Linked DNA regions of Homo sapiens: all the other regions are linked to region 1. Evidence: chromatin loops called from intact Hi-C (ENCODE). Cell type or tissue: HCT116. All regions are shown on one strand. Links, peaks and the distances in the headings refer to the core of each region. The heading gives the core; the rest is flanking DNA. Region 1 overlaps LINC02558 (long intergenic non-protein coding RNA 2558). Region 2 holds the start of RFPL2 (ret finger protein like 2). Region 3 has its middle 2.2 kb from the start of RFPL3. Region 4 holds the start of LOC105373000 (a long non-coding RNA gene).

The links. A loop is a pair of places that touch in the nucleus more often than their neighbours do. Peaks named below come from ENCODE experiments on the same cell type or tissue, not always from the same donor. Only the 100,000 strongest peaks of a DNase experiment are listed, where the experiment ranks them.
Region 2: a loop joins it to region 1, with 10 times the contacts of the local background. A loop is called at or near these places in 37 of 110 quality-filtered maps.
Region 3: it touches region 1 in a loop (6-fold over the local background); 2 of 110 quality-filtered maps call a loop at or near these places.
Region 4: it touches region 1 in a loop (8-fold over the local background); 3 of 110 quality-filtered maps call a loop at or near these places.

What each region holds. Positions count from the first base shown.
Region 1 is chr22:31,974,957-31,979,377 of GRCh38, reverse strand. The region is part of intron 2 of LINC02558 (long intergenic non-protein coding RNA 2558); the gene reads right to left. Among named protein-coding and RNA genes, the nearest start is that of LINC02558, 6.3 kb to the right of the region's middle. In HCT116, for the core only: a CTCF peak has its summit at 2,017 (motif pointing left); a DNase peak (open chromatin) is centred at 2,027.
Region 2 is chr22:32,204,502-32,208,922 of GRCh38, reverse strand. RFPL2 (ret finger protein like 2) reads left to right here and starts at 3,850. Exons shown (of 5, transcript NM_001394555.1): 1 at 3,850-4,216. It overlaps SLC5A4-AS1 (SLC5A4 antisense RNA 1), which reads right to left and starts at 3,808. Exons shown (of 4, transcript NR_149072.1): 1 at 3,676-3,808; 2 at 1,647-1,787. RefSeq lists an enhancer at 1,676-2,406. In HCT116, for the core only: CTCF peaks have their summits at 1,827 (motif pointing right), 3,378 and 3,580; DNase peaks (open chromatin) are centred at 1,852 and 3,772; H3K4me3 peaks cover 1,344 bases; H3K27ac peaks cover 2,056 bases.
Region 3 is chr22:32,353,439-32,357,859 of GRCh38, reverse strand. It overlaps a transcript of SLC5A4 not described here and a transcript of RFPL3 not described here. Among named protein-coding and RNA genes, the nearest start is that of RFPL3, 2.2 kb to the left of the region's middle. In HCT116, for the core only: a CTCF peak has its summit at 1,896 (motif pointing right); DNase peaks (open chromatin) are centred at 1,909 and 2,639; H3K4me3 peaks cover 633 bases.
Region 4 is chr22:32,121,309-32,125,729 of GRCh38, reverse strand. LOC105373000 (a long non-coding RNA gene) reads left to right here and starts at 4,061. Exons shown (of 3, transcript XR_938172.3): 1 at 4,061-4,319. It also overlaps the pseudogene AP1B1P1. RefSeq lists an enhancer at 1,661-2,161. In HCT116, for the core only: CTCF peaks have their summits at 1,689, 1,888 (motif pointing right) and 3,276; a DNase peak (open chromatin) is centred at 1,859.

The sequences.
Region 1 (4,421 bases), core at 152-4,151:
AATAGTGTTTTCTACAAATGGTACTGGTACAGCTGAATATCCACAAACAAAAGAATAAAGTAGACCCCTACTTCATACCATATACAAAAATTAATTAGGCTCGGCACAGTGGCTCATGCCTGTAATCCCAGCACTTTGGGAGGCCGAGGCAGGCGGATCACCTGAGGTCGGGAGTTCGAGACCAGCCTGACCAAGATGGAGAAACCCTGTCTCTACTAAAAATACAAAAAAATAGCCAGGCATGGTGGCGGGCACCTGTAGTCCCAGCTACTTGGGAGGCTGAGGCAGGAGAATGCTGTGAATCCTGGAGGCAGAGCTTGCAGTGAGCCGAGATCACGCCACTGCACTCCAGCCTGAGCGACAGAGCAAGACTCCGTCTCAAAAAAAAAAGAAAAAAGAAAGAAAATAGTCTGGAATTAGATAGTGGTGCTGGTTGTGCAACCTTATCAATATACCAAAAACCACTGAATTGTACACTTTAAAATGGTGAGTTTTATGGTATGTGAGTTGAATCTCTATTTTTAAAAAGTAAAATTATTGTGGTAATGGTTGTGTAATTATAAACATACTAAATATCGAATTGTACACTTTAAAGGGTGAATTGTATGGCATGTGAATTACATCTCAAGAAAGCTATTACCAAAAAAAATTATAGGATTAGTGATCAAATCCAGGTCTTTCCATTCCCAAAACAAATACTCCTAACTGCTCTCCCACTCTGCCTTATTTGCCAACTGACTAGTCCCAAAGGGGCTCTTTACCTCCCTGCTTGCAACACACAAGCTCCTTTTCCTCTCCTACCCTGCCCTCTGAGCACCAAAAAGGCAAATGGTTTCTTCTGTTTTTCATATTTTATTTTATCTCCACAAAAACTGAAGCACTGTATGGTTTCTTCTTTCTAAGCACAGTGTTGTCCAGCTCAGGCCCTCCTCAAAAGCTCTTAAGTACCTGCAATCCAAAGTCCATTCTCTTTCTCTGAATTATGGAAAGAGGGAAAATAAAATAATAAAGTCGTCCAATCTCCTTAACTGGGAAACCAAGGCCTCTCAAGATCTGGCACCATCTTTGTTTTCCTAGGACCCTGCTCCACATGGCCAAACAAATCTCGTTGTCCTTCCTTGAGCCATGTCCTTTGCTGCTGTCCCAGTGCCTGCAAACCCACTCTCCACCCCTCCACTGCATGGCTAAATCCTGACTGTCTGCTCTGATGCTACCTGGCACTTTCTCTCTGAGTTCACAGTTTCACGCACCCATGCACAAGCATTAACTGCACTTCCTCTGAGCTCTCATGGGTCTCTATTTATCCCTCTACACATTTCTCCCTATATTAAATCACTGATACATATATTCCTTGAGGACTGCACAGTCAACAACCCAACTGGTTGTTGGCACACTGTGACACTCACAAAAGTCACACTACGACACTCACAAAAGTCTGGCACACTGCGACACTCAACCAAAGTCACACCAAACCCACTAAAGTGAATTCAATCTCGCCCCCAATCATCCCTCTGCTCTTTTTTCCCTAATGGCAGTTTTCCTGCCAACTAAAAACACTACAGGCAATTTGAACATGATGTTTAGAATTATAATGGATGAAAACCAGTTACAGCCACATTCATTTCATATAAATTAACCTCTGTGAGCTTTATTGCCTTGGTTGCCTTGACTACCCAGCTGTCGGTTGGCATACCCTGCTCAGCCCAAGAGGTGGAAATGTTCCCCTAGCACAGTGATGTCAGCTGGAGTTAAAGGAAGAGAGTGAGATCAGAGCCTGAAGTACCAGCAACTTCTTGAGTGGTTCACACCACCATCTCATGGGGACCCCTCCTACCTGTTCCTCAACTCCAACTGAGACAGCCACGGGGTTGGGAAGTCCAAGGGGGTGTGCCACGGTTGTGCTCTGACAAGGTGTCAGGAAGGGAGCTAGAGAGAGACAGGCCAACCCCTACTCTGGGTTTCCCTTAGGTTGTCTTCATCGGAAATGCCTCTCAATTTCCTAACCACTGCTGCCCCCTGGTGCCCTGATCTGCCACACCCTACAACACACCACCAGCCCTACCCTATGGAACATTAGAAATACATCCCAACAGCCGGGCGCAGTAGCTCACGCCTGTAATTCCAGCATTGTAAGAGGCCAAGGCAGGCAGATCACCTGAGGTCGGAGTTTGAGACCAGCCTGAGCAACTGGAGAAACGCCATGGCTCACACCTGTAATTGCAGCACTTTAAGAGGCCAAGGCAGGCAGATCACCTGAGGTCAGAGTTCGAGACCAGCCTGAGCAACTGGAGAAACACCATCTCTACTAAAAAAAAAAAATACAAAATTAGCCAGCGTAGTGGCGCATGCCTGTAATCCCAGCTACTCAGGAGGCTGAGGCAGGAGAATCACTTGAACCCAGGTGGCGGAGGTTGTGGTGAGCCAAGATCACGCCATTGCACTCCAGCCTAGGCAACAAGAGTGAAACTCTGTCTCAAAAAAAAAAAAAGAGAAAGAAAGAAAAGAAATACATCTCAGCACTTTGGGAGGCCAAAACGGGTGGATCACTTAAGGTCAGGAGTTCAAGACCAGCCTGGCCAACATGGGGAAGCCCCTTCTCTACTAAAAATACAAAAATTATCTGGTTGTGGTGACACATACCTGTCCCAGCTACTCAGGAGGCTGACGCGGGGAATTGCTTCCACCCGGGAGGCAGAGGTTGCAGTGAGCTGAGATCGCACCACTGCACTCCAGCCTGAACGACAGAGTAAGACCCTGTCTCAGAAAACAAAAACAAACAAAAAAAATGTGATTTACATTTTCTAGTAGCCACATTTTAAAAGGTAAAAATAAACAGGTGAAATTAATTTTAATAATACATTTATTTTATGACCAGGCACAATGGCCTACACCTGTAATCTCAGCACTTTCAGAGGCCAAGGCAGAAGGACCTCCTTGCTGGTTTCAAGAGTTTGAAACCAGCCTAGGCAACATAGTAAGGCCACGTCTCTACAAAATAATATTAATATTAATGTATTCTATGTAGCCCAGTATATACAAACTATTAGCAGTTCAATGTATAATCAGTATTAAAAAAAAATTTTTTTTTTGAGACAAAGTCTCTCCTGTCGCCATGCTGGAGTGCAGGGGTGCCATCTTGGCTCACTGCAACCTCCACGTCCCAGATTTAAGTGATTCTCCTGCCTCAGCCTCCCTAGTAGCTGGGACCACAGGCGTGCACCACCACACCCAGCTAATTTTTAAATATTTTTTAGTAGAGACGGGGTTTCAGCATGTTGCCCAGGATGGTCTTGATCTCCTGGCCTCGTGATCCACCCGCCTCGGCCTCCCAAAGTGCTGGGATCACAGTCATAAGCCACCATTCCTGGCCCAGTATAAAAATTATTGAGATATTCTACATTCTTTCTTCCATGCTAACTCTTCAAAATCTAGTGTGTCCTTTATACTTCCAGTACACCTGAAATCAGACAAGCCACATGTCAAGTGCCCAAAAGCCACATGTGGTTCATGGCTACTGTGCTGGAGAGCCTAGTGTCTGTGCTGGACAACTTAGTGCTTGTCCCTTGAACAGTACTGTCTCTGTGGGCCTAACCAGAGCTGCCTGTGCCCTGAACCAAATTTATCTCTAGGCCAGTCCTGTTCCCTGTGCTCCAAGCTCAGAGACCCAGCTTCCTGCTTGTCATCTCCGCTTTCCTGTCTTACAGAAATCTCTAAGTTCATCAAAACTGCATTTGCATTTTCCTCCCCAAAATGTATCTCCCACAACCCACTCCAACTCAGTAAATGGCACCATAATCCACCCAGTTGCTAGAAGTCAAATCCAAGGAGTCTCATTTTCCTTCATCCAAATGGTTATAAAGTCCTGTCAATTCCGTCCATAGATATATCTGTTCACCTGCATCCATCTCCACTGCTATTGCCCTAGTCCAGGCCACCAACATTTTGCCTGGACTACAAAATGATTCCTTTCCATTTATTTATTTATTATTTATTTATTTATTTATTTATTTTTGAGACAGAACCTCCGCCTCCCGGGTTCAAGCGATTCTCCTGCCTCAGCCTCCCAAGTAGCTGGGACTACAGGTGCACGCCACCACGCCTGGCTAATTTTTGTATTTTTAGTAGACACGGGGCTTCACCATGTTGGCCAGGATGGTCTCGATCTCTTGACCTCATGATCCGCCCACCTCAGCCTCCCAAAGTGCTGGGATTACAGGCGTGAGTCACTGCGCCCGGCCTCAATGATTTCTAACTAGTTTAACTCCCACCTTCCCACCTTCTCACTCTATACCCACACAGAGCAGCCTGAGGGACTGGACCACTCCCCTACCCACATCCCTCCACCAGCTTCCCGATGCCTTCTACTAAAATCCAAACTCCTGGCCTAGTTTTGCCACACCCTCCACAACTTGCTCCCTGCA
Region 2 (4,421 bases), core at 142-4,141, 230 kb before region 1:
TAGCCAGGCAAGCACCAGCTGCCCGACCTGCTCAGGAATAGCATGCGCCACATGCCTGACCAAAGGCCTCTCCCCAAACCCTCTTCTCCCTTGGAGACCAGGACCCTGGAGTCACTCTCTGGAGATCTGGCCAATAACCCCCTGGACCCCAGGGCTGTTTGTGGTTCCCTTGGAAGAAGAAGTAAAGGGCCCAAATGCCTGCAGCACATGCCTGGGGGCTAGACAAGGACACTGACCTGGAGAGGCCTTCCTTCACACCCTGCTGTGGGGCTTGTCGCTCTCCATGCCTTCTCTGCTGCTTCCCTGCTTGACTTCAGCCTCACAGCATGTGGGGTATAACTGGCATGAGGGGCAGGAAGGTGAGGAGGAGGTCCCTAGGCAGGTGCGTGGCTGCAGCACAGAGAGACCAGGGCTCACCGGGCCTGGTGCTTGGCATACTCAGGGGCCTGGAGGATGGGTGCATGGAGTTGGTTTGTGGGAAAAATGAGGCCTTGTTGTGGCAGGGGATGGGGAGCTGCCTGGGCGTGGCCTTCGGTCTGGCAGGGATGAACACCTCAGGATGTGCAGTACCTGGCCCTCAGTCTGCCAGAGATGAATACCCCAGGCTGTGCAGCAGCTTCGGTGTCATCCAACACCACACTGCCTAGGCAACACCTGCCCACAGTGGCTTGGACAAGACACCCCTGTCAGCCCCTGGGCTGTAAGTCAGTGGGCCAGCATCTGCCCAAGGCAGGAATCCTGGGAGGGGCTGGCCATTGTCCCTCCTGACTCAGTTGCTCTCAGCTCCCTACTGTGCCATCAGGTGCTCTCAGGACAGATGCTTCCAGGACAGGCTCTTCTACAAAAACGGGGTTGCCTCCTGGGCCTGGAGTCACACCATAGACAAGGAGGCTTTTGGGCACCTAGCCAGGGTCACTCTGCACACATCTCATGAATGAAAATCCTCATCAGAAAATACATCACCGTTCCTCCAGGATGTGACTGTTTCTAGAGAGGGCCTGGTCTCTATCTCCCACTCCCTCCTCCACATGCTACAAGAAATAGAAGCAGCAGCATAAGAAAATGAAGAGGAACAAGAAAATGATGATAAGGAGAAGAAAAGAAAAAGAACAGACAAGGGAATCAGGAGTCCTATTACAGCTTTTGTCCCCTCCCTGATTCATGAAATTTAAAAAAGCCCAAGACTATCCCAACAAAAAACAAGCAAAAAGATACACAAATAGTCACTACCCAAACTTTGTTAATAATGACACAATGCTGCCACTCACGCCTGGCTCAGGACCTACCAGGAGGAGGGCGCCCTCCAGATTCTGCAGGAGAAGCGGAGGAGACTCCTCCTTCCCCAGGCTGCGCCTCCACCGCTGCCCCAGAGGCCCACAGCTTCCTACCCACCCCAGGCCAGGCCCAGCCGGGCGGGTCAGCCCTGGAGCGCTCCTACCCGCCTTCCCAACCTCCAGACTTGCTGCTGCTGCCACCACTAGCACTGATGCCAATACAACCACTGTTCCTGTTGCCCTCAGTCCACTGGTCCACCCTACAAGGCTCCTACCACCTGGATACCACAGCAGGCCTGCCCTTGCCCAGGCAGCAGCCAGCCGCCCTCCTACTGCTCTGGCACTCTGCAGTCTCCATTGCTGCTCTCCTACCGCTCTGGTGCTCTGTAGTCTCCATCGCCACCACCAACCACAGCAAGGTGAGCTGCGGTGCCCCCAGCTCCAGCCTCCAGCATGGAATAAGTGGCTCCTCCTCCTGGCACGGAGCAACTGGGCAGGCAAAGTCAGATAAGCCTAGAACAGGATGCAGAGAGTGGTAGCATTAGAGTCTCACCTTGTCATGCTGGCCACTAGGTGGCAGGGGCCAGTTTTAGCAAAGGCACTCACACCTACCCTCCAAAGCCCAGCCTCCCTTTTTGGCCCAAGTTCACCAGGAACTGGGGCCTGGGGTGGGGACTGGAGACACCACAGTACAGCGTCCGGGCTTCCCACTCGGCACGAATCGCTGGGCCCACCCCTGGCTGCGCTCCTCAGGAAGCAGAAGCAGCAGAAACTCAACCCCAGCCAGCCCTCCCCACCCAAGTGCCGGTACCTCTTCCTGACACCTCCACCCACAGGGCCCTGTCACTCCATGATGTCCGCTACTGTGTGCCCAGGGGTCCCAGACGGTCTCAGCAACACATGGTGAGAGGGCGCGCGCCTGGGAACCACAGCAGGTCTAGGGGCCGGGCCGTGCTCAGGATCCCCGCAGAAATGCTGTGTGCTGGCCAGGAGCAGAAGGAGATGGCCCTCTAGAGACTGGAGTCCCTCTCACCTCCTCTGACCACCGCTGTCACTGACACCTCCGCTGCCCACCACCAGGGGGACGGTGCAGCCCCCGATAGCGCCCCCGACCCTCCCCCACAGCTGGCAGTGTAGCACCAGATGGCAACCCCAACCCGCCCCTGCCTCGGACACTGCAGCACCAATGGCACCCGCAACCCACCCCCTGCCTTGGGCAGCGCAGCCCGGGATAGCGCCCCCAACCCGCTCCCTGCCGTAGGCAGTGGCTGTAGACAGTGTAGCCATGGGTAGCGACCCCAACCAGACCCCTGCCGTGGGCAGTGATGCCCCGATATGGCACCCAAATCGCCCCCTACCCCGGGCAGTGCAACCCTGGATAGTGCCCCTACCTGCTCCCCACCAGGAGAAGCAGCCCAGGATAGCACCCTCAACCCACTTCCTGCCTCCAGGCAGTGCAGCCACAGATAGCACCCAAACTTACTCCCCACCTCGGGCAGTGCGGCCACAGACAGCTCACCTAAACCACCCCCTGCCAAGGGCAGTGTAGCCCCCTATAGTGCACCCAACCTGCCCCTGCTGCAGCCAGTGCAGCCCCAGATAGCACACCCACCCGCTCCCTGCTAGGCAGTACAGACCCCTGATAGCACCCAACCCACCCCTCCACCGCAGGCAGTGTACCCGGCCCTCAATAGCGCCCCCAACCAACGCCCCCACCCCCTCTCCATGGGCAGTCCAGCCCCGGTACCAATCCCAACAACCCCCCGCTACCTGTCTCAGTGTAGCCCCCAGAGAGCGCCCTCAACAACCCCCTCCCCACTGCCAGCAGTGTAGCACCCTATAGTGACCCTAACCCGTCCCCCACCACCAGCATTGCAGCCCCAAATAGTGCCCCCAACCCGCTCCCCACTGTGGGCAGTGCAGCCATGGATAGTGTCCCCAACCAGCTCCCAGATGCAGGCAATGATGCCCTGGATATCACGCCCGCCCCCGTCCCCCACAGGCAGAGTAGCACCGGATAGCAGCACCCACCCTCGCCACCAGCAGTGTTGCACCCACCAGCCCCCCACAACCTGTCCCCAACAAGGGCATCAGGGCATTGCAGCACCTGATAGTTCTACTAACTCACCCCCGCCCCCCGGCCGCGGGCAGTGCATCCCCAGATAGTGCCCCCAAAACTCCCCACTGCCGCAGGAATTACAGCTTCGGATAGCGCCCCAACCCATCTCCAGCCATAGGCTGGATAGCGCCCCCGGATAGCGCCCCCACCCCACTCCCCTCAGCGGGCAGTGACGCCCGAGGTACCACACTCAAGCAGCCCCCCAACACGGGCAGTGACGCCCTGGATAGGGCCCCCAACCCGCCCCCCACGCCACAGGCAGTACGGCCTGGGATAACGAACCTATTCTGCCACCTTTTCACCATTCTGGCTGCGCTGTAGTCACCCTCGCGGCCACCAACCGCAGCAGCGAGGTGAGCCACTGTAGGCTCCAGCCTCCAGCATGCGCGGTAGATGACTCTAGCCTCTGGCATGCGCGGCAAGTGGCTCCTCCTCCTTCTCCTCTAAGCCGGGCACAGAGCAGCTACGCAGGCCGACGCAGATGAGCCTGGAAGGGCAAGCCACCCCTCTTGGCATCCTTTATATACTGAGTTTAATGCAAATGAAGTTTCTCGACTACATAGTCTGATCGGATGAGAGAAACCTCTAGGCCTACTCTGATCGGGCTTTGTTATCTTGTTCTGATTGGTTATCCTAAGACTTGCTGTCATCCAGTCAGAACGTGAAAATAAAGCACAATCAGAGTAGACCTAGAGGTTTTTCTCTCATCCAATCTGAACATGTAGTCCAGAAACCTTACTTGCATAACCTCGGTCTGTGGGGGGAGGGGTTCTTGCCATTCCAGGCACTTCTGCGTCTGCCAGCCCATCTGCTCCATGCCCAGGTTAGAGGAGGAGTCACCTGTCCCACGCTGGAGGCTTGAAAGCCTGCAGCAGCATGGCTCGGCTCGCTGCCGTTGGTGGCGGTGAGGGAGACTAGACCGCAGCCAGAATGTAGAAAGGTGGCGGGGTGGATGAGCTATCCAGGGCTCACTGCCTGCGGCAGGGGGCGGGGAGGGGGACAGGTTGGATGCACGATCTGGAGCTGCA
Region 3 (4,421 bases), core at 138-4,137, 380 kb before region 1:
ATGTGAGGAACAGCGAGCTGGGGTCATTTCACCACCTCCTAGGGGAACCCCAGCAAGAGACTGATTGATGAACATAAGAATTAGGAGCTGAGAGGCTGGGCACGATGGCTCATGCCTGTAATCCCAGCACTTCGGGAGGCCAAGGTGGGTGGATCATCTGAGGTCATCAAAAGTTCGAGACCAGCCTGATGGGTGAAACCCCATCTCTACTGAAAATACAAAAGAATTAGCCAGGCGTGGTGGCACACGCCTGTAATCCCAGATACTTGGGAGGCTTTGGCAGGAGAATCGCTTGAACCTGGGAGGCAGAAGTTGCACTGAGCCAAGATTGTGCCATTGCACTCCGGCCTGGGCAACAGAGTGAGACACCATCTCAAAAAAAAAAAAGGGGGCTGGATGCAGTAGCTCACATCTGTAATCCCAGCACTTTGCGAGGCCAAGGCAGGAAGATCCCTTGAGCCCAGGAATTTGAGACGAGTCTGGACAACACAGGAAGACCTCATCTCTACAAACAATACAAAAATTAGCAGTGAGCAGAGACCACGCCAGGTCACTCCAACCTGGACAACACAGTAAGACCCTGTCTCACCAAAAGAAAAGAAAAGAAAAAAAATTACATCCTTCTCCAGCCTTGGAAATGAATACCAAATTAACTGCCACCACTGGTGGGCAGGGGACAGGCTCGGAGGTTCCCTGAATGACAGAGAGTTGTTTTAGGAACCTCATGTCACACCCTTCTGAGACACTGTGGACCATGTCTGAGGGGTCCTACACTGGCACTGAGGGGGCCTGACCCCTCTTCATACACTGAGGTCAGGGGGCTCCCAGGTACACAACAGGATGCTGACCTCCTGCCGCTCGCCCACCCACAGGCCAGCCCAAGGCCACCCCCTTGGTCACTCTGTTCCCGTCCTCCTCTGAGGAGCTCCAAGCCAAAAGGCCACACTGCTGTGTCTCATGAGTGGCTTCTACCCGGGAGCTGTGACGGTGGCCTGGAAGGCAAACAGCACCCCTGTCACCCAGGGTACGGAAGTCACCAAGACCTCCAAACAGAGCAACAAGCACACAGCCAGAAGCGACCTGAGCCTGACACCCGACCAGTGGAGGTCCTGCAGCAGCTACAGCTGTAAGGTCACACACAAGAGAGCACTGTGGAGAAGACAGTGGCCCCTGAAGAATGTTCTTAGGTCCCTGACCCTCACCCCACCCATGGGGGCCTGGAGCTGCAGGATCCCAGAACAGAGATCCCCTCCCACCCCAAATCATCCAGCCCCTCTCCTTGTACCAGTAAACCCTTAATAAATATCCTCACCGTCAACCAGAAATCCTGCTCCCTCTCTTCATTTCTTAGCTAACATATAATTTGACACTCACCCTGGGTTCTTAGTGTGTGTAAGGGGGGATTACTTGCACCCTGTTGGATAGCAGCCCGGGGGAGAGGCTCCCAGACTCCCAGGGGTGTCTCCTGAGGAAACAGGCCAGGCCAGGCATTTGATCACTGAACACCTCTCTCTCCATTCTCTCTCCCCACCTCTTCCTCCTTGCAGCTTGGCCCCCAATTGCTGACTACTTCCTGGATGAAGCTGTCCCTAGCTGAGCCTTAAGACGCACCCTCTGTCCCTACCCTAGTCAAGACCCTCTACCCACCCACAGCCTCTGTTTCTTTAGCCTTGAAATCCTACTCTGGGCCTGGAGCTCCCTGGCCCCTGGAATGCCCTCTTTTCTCTCTGCCCAGCTCCCCAGCCCTGAGAGCCAGGCTGTCCAGGACACTGTTGCATCGTCAAATTCATGAGGTCTTACATTTGGGGCCCGCCTCAATTCTTCACCTTACAGCAGGTTCAGAGATGGAAAAAAAAATGGGAGGAAGCCAGGAAGGAAACACACACAAAAGGCCAGCAGGTGGCTCAGGATGCTTGTGAAAGGTAGTATCCCAGCTGTGCAGGAAGCAGTGCAAGGAGGGTAATAGGTGTTCCCTTATTTCTATGAGAATATGCAAAGCATTTGCTCAAGGAGAGTTGGTTTTCTCAGTGTTGAAGCCAGCCATCTTTTCTTTTCTTTCTTTTTTTTTTTTTTTTTTTGAGACAAAGTCTCGCTGTGTCACCAGGCTGGAGTGTAGTGGCACAATCTTGGCTCACTGCAACCTCTGCCTCCCAGGTTCAAGCGATTCTCCTGCCAAAGCCAGGCATCTTTTCACGACTAAAAGCAAGTACCTGTCTTAACCAAGGCCTCAATATTGATGGGATTTGGTCTCTGACACATGCACAGGTGACCTGTGCACCTAGGGCTGCCTGGCAGCTCTAGGAAATGGCAATTCTGTCAGGTACTTGGCACAGAAAGTCACTGGCCTTCTTTGGAGGATGCATCATTTATGGAAACACTTCTTTATTGGATCCTGGGTCTCGGGTGGAAAACCAGGTCCCACATCAGGACTTTCTCTGTGAGGCTCCCAGGTTCTGGGGCTCCAGCTGCTGTCTGAGAGGAAGGTGTGGAGACAGAGAACATAGCCTAGAAGAGCCTGGAACTGAGACTTCCCCTTACCGAGGTTATGCAAATGAGGTTCTTGGACTACATATTCTGATTGGATGAGAAGAAAAACCTCTAGATCTACTCTGATTGGGCTTTATTTGCATGTTCTGATTGGATGAGAGCAAGTCTTAGGACAACCAATCAGAACATGATAACAAAGTCCAATCAGAGTAGGCCTAGAGGTTTTCCTCATCCAATCAGAACATGTAGCCCAGGAACTTCATTTGCATAAATTCTCATATATAAATGATGCCAAGTGGGGGGAGTTTTGTCATTCCAAGCTCTCCTGCGTCAGCTTGTGTAGCTGGTTAGTACTGGCTTAGAGGAAAAAGAAAACGAGTCACTTCCTGAGCACACTGGAGTCTGGAAGCTTAGAGGAAAAGGAGGAGGAGCAACTTCATTAGCACAGTGGAGGCTGGAGCCTGCCGTGGCTCACCTCGCTGCTGCCGTTGGTGCGGGCCAGGGAGACTAGAGCGCAGCCAGAATGGTAAAATGGTGGTGGGAAAAGTTCGCCATCCCAGGCCGTACTGCCTGTGGCGTGGCGTGGTGGGGTGGGTTGGAGGCCCTATCCAGGGCGTTACTGCCCGTGTTAGGAGGCTGGTTGGATGTGGTATCTGGGGCCTCACTGCCCACAGAGGGGAGTGGGTTGGGGGTGCTATCGGGTGTGCGCTGCCCGTGGCTGGGGGTGGGTTGGAGCACTATCCCAAGCTGTACTGCTAGCGGCAGTGGGGAGTTCTGGGGGCACTATCTGGGGATGCAGTGGCCGTGGCCGGCGGGCGAGTTGGAAGAACTATCGGGTGTTGCATTGCCCTTGTCAGGCACGGGTTGGGGGCGCTATCGGGTGCTACTCTGCCTGCGGTGGGCGGGACGTGTTATATCCAGGGCATCATTGCCTGCGTCTAGAAGCTGGCTGGGGGCATTATCCATAGCTGCACTGCCCACAGCAGGGAGCAGGTTGGCAGCACTATCTGGGGCTGCAGTGCTGTGGTGGGGGACGGGTTAGGCTCATTACAGGGTGCTACACTGTTGGCAGCAGGGAGGGGGGTGTTGAGGGCGCTTTCTGGGGCCTACACTGAGACAGAGATAGCAGGATTTATTGGGAGTGCTACTGGGGGCCAGACTGCCCGTGTAGAGGGGGTGGGAGGCTGGTTGGGGGCGCTATTGAGGGACGTATCCACTGCCCGTTTTGGGAGGGGGCGGGTTGGGTGCTATCAGAGGTCTGTACTGCGTGCCAGGGAGCTGGTGGGTGTGCTACCTGGGGCCACATTGGTTCCGGCGGGGCGGGTTGGGTGCGCTATCGGGGGCTACCTTGCCCGCGCAGGGGGTGGGTTGGGTGCGCTATCTGTGGCTGTACTGCCGGAGGCAGGGAGTGAGTTGGGGCGTCTCCCTGGGTTGCTGCTCCCAGTGGGGAGCAGGTTGGGGCACTATCCGGGGTTGCACTTCCCGCAGTTGGGGGGCGGTTTGGGTGCCATATCAGGGCATTACTGCCCCCAGCAGGGGTCTGGTTGGGGGCACTATTCGTGGCTACACTGTGTACGGCAGGGAGCGGATTGGGGGCGCTATCCCGGGCTGCACTGCCCGCGGCAGGGGGCGGGTTCTGGGCGCCATTGGGTGCTGCAGTGTCCGAAGCAAGGGCAGGTTGGGGTCGCCATTGGATGCTACACTGCCGGTGGTTGGGGGTGAGGTGTTGGAGGCGCTATCTGGGGGCTACACTGCCGGCGGCGGGTTAGGGGTGCTGTTGGGGGCTGCGCTGCCCCCCTGGTGCTGGTGGTGTCAGTGACGGGTGGTCAGAGGAGCGGTCCTCGTCTCCCCGGACTCCAGACTCTAGAGGGCCATCTCCTCCTGCTGGAGCGCGGCGGATGCACAGCGTTTCCGCGGGGATCCTGAGCACAATC
Region 4 (4,421 bases), core at 113-4,112, 150 kb before region 1:
TCAACAATATTTTACATATTCATGACCTCAAAAATAATTAAAAAGTGTAAAATTTACAGACCTCATACGTTTCTGTTGGCTTGAAAAAAATGATACAATATAGATTGTTTCTTTAAAGTAGTCAATAAAATGCACAAATTTCTAGAGTAATCAGTTAAAAAAAAAAGTTCATACCAAAGATAATATTATTAGGAATAAAATAGGGCTCAACACTGCAGGCTCTTAAAGGCAAAAGTTAGTGAAGCCTTGTTTGTGGTAGAGAATCTTGGCCTAAAAACATTATACACATGATCCTCCCCTTCCTTTTCCTGTTGCAAAGATGTGGTGATGAACCAAATTTGCTCATGCAAATGACAATACTCTTGAAAATGGTGGCAGAGAAATAAAATGAAAGGAATGTGGTTCACTTAACAATCTCATAAATTGGAACTTATTACCCCTGTGCCTCTTGACTATCTCCAGACTAATATGTGAGAGACATGAATTGGCTGTTTGCTACCAATATTTTATTCAGTGCTTCATTTTTTCATTCCTTGAATAACTACTTACAGGATCATGAAAGCACAGCTACTCAAGTATCTAAATAATTATGCAACAATTTTTTTCCTCATCACAATAATGGACCAATTATTTTTAAAATACAATACACTGGGCCAGTGAAGTGCCTCACCCCTGTAACCCCAGCACTCTGAGAGGCTGAGATGGGCAGATCATGAGGGAGGTCAGGAGTTTGAGACCAGCCTGGCCAACGTGGTGAAATCCCGTCTCTACTAAAAATAGAAAAATTAGCCAGGCATGGTGGTGTGCACTTGTAATCCCAGCTTCTCAGGAGGCTGAGGCAGGAGAATCGCTTGAACCCAGGAGACAGCAGTTGCAGTAAGTGGAGATCGTGCCACTGCACTCCAGCCTGGGCAATAGAGCAAGACTCTGTCTGGGGGGCAGGGGTGGAGGGGAATACAACATGCTGACAAGTACTCTATTTTTAACTCAGGTTTGGATTGTTGTTTGTTAAGGCCATTGCTTATGATAAAGAAAACAAAAGGAGGAGGAGGAGAAACAAGAACAGACACAAGAAATAGAAGCAGCAGCATAAGAAAATGAAGAGGAACAAGAAAATGATGATAAGCAGAAGAAAAACCAGAAAGAAAAAAAGAAAAAGAACAGATAAAGGAATCAGGAGGCCTATTACACATCTTGTCCCCTTCCTGATTCATGAAATTTTAAAAAGTTCAAGACTACCCTAACAAAAATCAAGCAAAAAGATACACAAATAGTCACCTCCACAAACTTTGTTAATAATGACACAATGGTGCCACTCACGCCTGGCTCAGGCACCCGCAGGAGGATAGCACCCTCCAGATTCTGCAGAAGTGGGGAAGACTCCTCCTTCCCCTGGCTATGCCTCCATTCCTGCCACAGAGGCCCACAGCTTCCTACCCACCCCAGGCCAGGCTGGGACAGGCGAGCCAGTCCCACAGTGCTCCCACCTGCCTTCCTGGGCCCCAGACTTGCTGCTGCTGCCACCACTAGCGCTGATGCCAATACAACCACCACTGATGTTACCCTCAATGCACCAGCCCATCCTATGAGGCTCCTAACACCTGGCCACCACTGCAGCCCTACCTGTGCCCTGACAGCAGCCAGCCACCCTCCTACCGCTCTGTCGCTCTGCAGTCTCCATCACTGCTCTCCTACCGCTTTGGCACTCTGCAGTCCCCATCGCTGCCACCAACCACAGCGAGGCGAGCCACAGTGTCGCAGGCTCTAGCCTCCAGCAAGCAGCAGGTAGTCCCTCCTCTTCGCGCGGAGCAACTGGGCAGGCAAAGCCAGAAAAGCCTAGAACGGGATGCAGAGAGTGGTAGCATTAGAGCCTCACCTTGCCATGCTGGCCACTGGGTGGCAGGTGTCAGTTTCAGTGAAGACACTCACACCCACCCTCTAAAGTCCAGCCTCTCCTTTTGGCCCAAGCTGGCCAGTGACTGGGCCCTGGGGTGGGGACTGGAGACACCACAGCGTCCAGGCTTCCTACTCCATAGGAACTGCTGGGCCCACCCTGGCTGCATTTCCTGGGAAGCAGGAGCAGCAGAAACTCAACCCCAGCCAGCCCTCCCCACCCAAGTGCCGGTTCCCATTCCTGACGCCTCCACCCACAGGGCCTGGTCACCCCGTGGTATCCGCTACTCTATGTGCGGGGGTCCCAGGTGGTCTCTGCAACACGTAGCAAGAGGGCGCAGGCCTGGGAACCATCTCGGGGCTGGGGGCTGGGCCCTGCTCAGGATTCCCCCAGAAACTCGAGCAGGAGGAGATGGCCCTCTGGAGCCTGAGTCAGGGAGAGGAGGACTGCTCCTCTGACCACTGCTGTCACTGACACCTCTGCTGCCTGCTGCCAGGGTGACAGTGCAGCCCCCCGATAGCGCCCCCAACACCCTGCCCCCCATCACCAGCACCTGATAGCGCCCCCAACCTGCCCCTGCCTCGGACACTGAAGCACCTGCTGGCACCTGCAACTTGCCCCCAGCCACGGGCACTGCAGCCCAGGGTAGCAACCTCAATCCGCTCCATGCCATAGACGGTGTAGCCATGAATAGCGGCCCCAACCAGACCACCGCCACTGGCAGTGACGCCCCAATATGGCACCCAAACTACCCCCCACTGCAAGCAGTGCAACCCCAGATAGCGCTCCAATCTGCTCCCACCGGGAGTAGCAGCCCAGGATAGCGCCCCCCATGCACTCCCTGCCTCTGGCAGTGCAGCCATGGATAACGCACCCAACCCACGCCCTGCCGCTGGCAGTGTAGTCCCCAATAGTGCACCCAACCTGCCCCCGCCCCCTGAGCCAACGTGGCCCCAGATAGCATACTCACTGGCTCCCTGACAGGCAGTACAGATCTCTGATAGCACCCAGCCCACCCCCCTCCACCCACCATGGGCAGTGTATCCTCAGTAGCACCCCCAACCAACCCCCCACCCCCTCTCCACGGGCATTCTGGTCCCTGGTAGCACTCCCAATAAACCCCGCTACTTCTGCCTCAGTGTAGCCCCCGATAGCAACCTCAACACCCCCCTCCCTGCCGCCAATAGTGTAGCACCCTATAGTGACCCTAACCCGTCCCCCACCACCAACATTGCAGCCCCAGATTGTGCGCTCAACCCACTCCCTGCTGTAGGCTGTGCAGCCATGGATAGTGCCCCCAACCAGCTCCCAGACGCAGGCAATGATGCCCCAGATACCACATGTCCCACCCACCACAGGCAGAGTAGCACCCAATAGCGCCCCCAACCTGTGCCCAACAAGGGCATTGCAGCACCCGATAGTTCTCCCAACTCACCCCCTGGCCGCAGGCAGTGCATCCCCAGATAGTGCCCCCCAAAACCACCCACTGCCGCTAGCAGTACAGATTGGGATAGTGCCCCAACCCACCCCCAGCCACGGGCAGCACACCCCAGATAGGGCCCCAACCCACTCCCCTCCACAGGCAGTGATGCCCCAGATAGCACACCCAACCAGCCCCTCAACACGGGCAGTGACGCCCTGGATAGGGACCCCAACCCACCCCCCATGCCTCAGGCAGTACCTCCTGGGATAGCGAACCTATCCCACCACCTTTTTACCATCCTGGCTGCACTGTCGTCTTCCTTGCCACCACCAACCACAGCAGCAAGGGGAGCCAAGGCAGGCTCGAGTCTCCAGCGTGCGTGGCAAGTGCCTCCTCCTCCTTCTCCTGTAAGCCTGGAATGGAGCAGCTACACCAGTGGACACTGAAGAGCCTAGAATGAGGAGCCGCCTCACTTGGCATCCTTTATATGTGGAGTTGATGCAAATGAAGTTCCTGGACTACATGTTCTGATTGGACAAGAGAAACCTCTAGGCCTAGTCTGATTGGACTTTGTTATCATGTTCTGATTGGTTATCCTAAGACTTCCTCTCATCCAGTCACAACACGAAAATAAAGCCCAATCATAGTAGACCTAGAGATTTTTCTCTCATCCAATCAGAACATGTAGTCCAGGAACCTAATTTGCATAACCTTTGTAAGCGAGAGTCTTGCCATTCCAGGTTCTTCTACGTCTGCCCGCCCATCTGTTCCGACCCCAGATTAGAGAAGGAGTTGTCACCGGTGGCATGCTGGAGGCTTGAGCCTGCAGCAGCATGGCTCGCCTCACTGTGGCTGGTGGCAGTGAGGTAGAGTACAGCACAGCCAAAGTGGTAGAAAGGTGGCAGAGTAGGTGAGCTATCCAGGGACTTGTGGCGGGGGGAGAGGGGCAGTGAGCTCAGGGGCCAAGGATTGGATGCACTATCGTGAACTACACTGCCCAAGGTGAGGGGGGGATTGGGGGCGCCATCTTGTGTGGGGGGTGTGTTAGGGGCAGTACTGGGTGTTGCACTGCCCACGGTGGGGAATGGTTGGGTGTTATCCCAG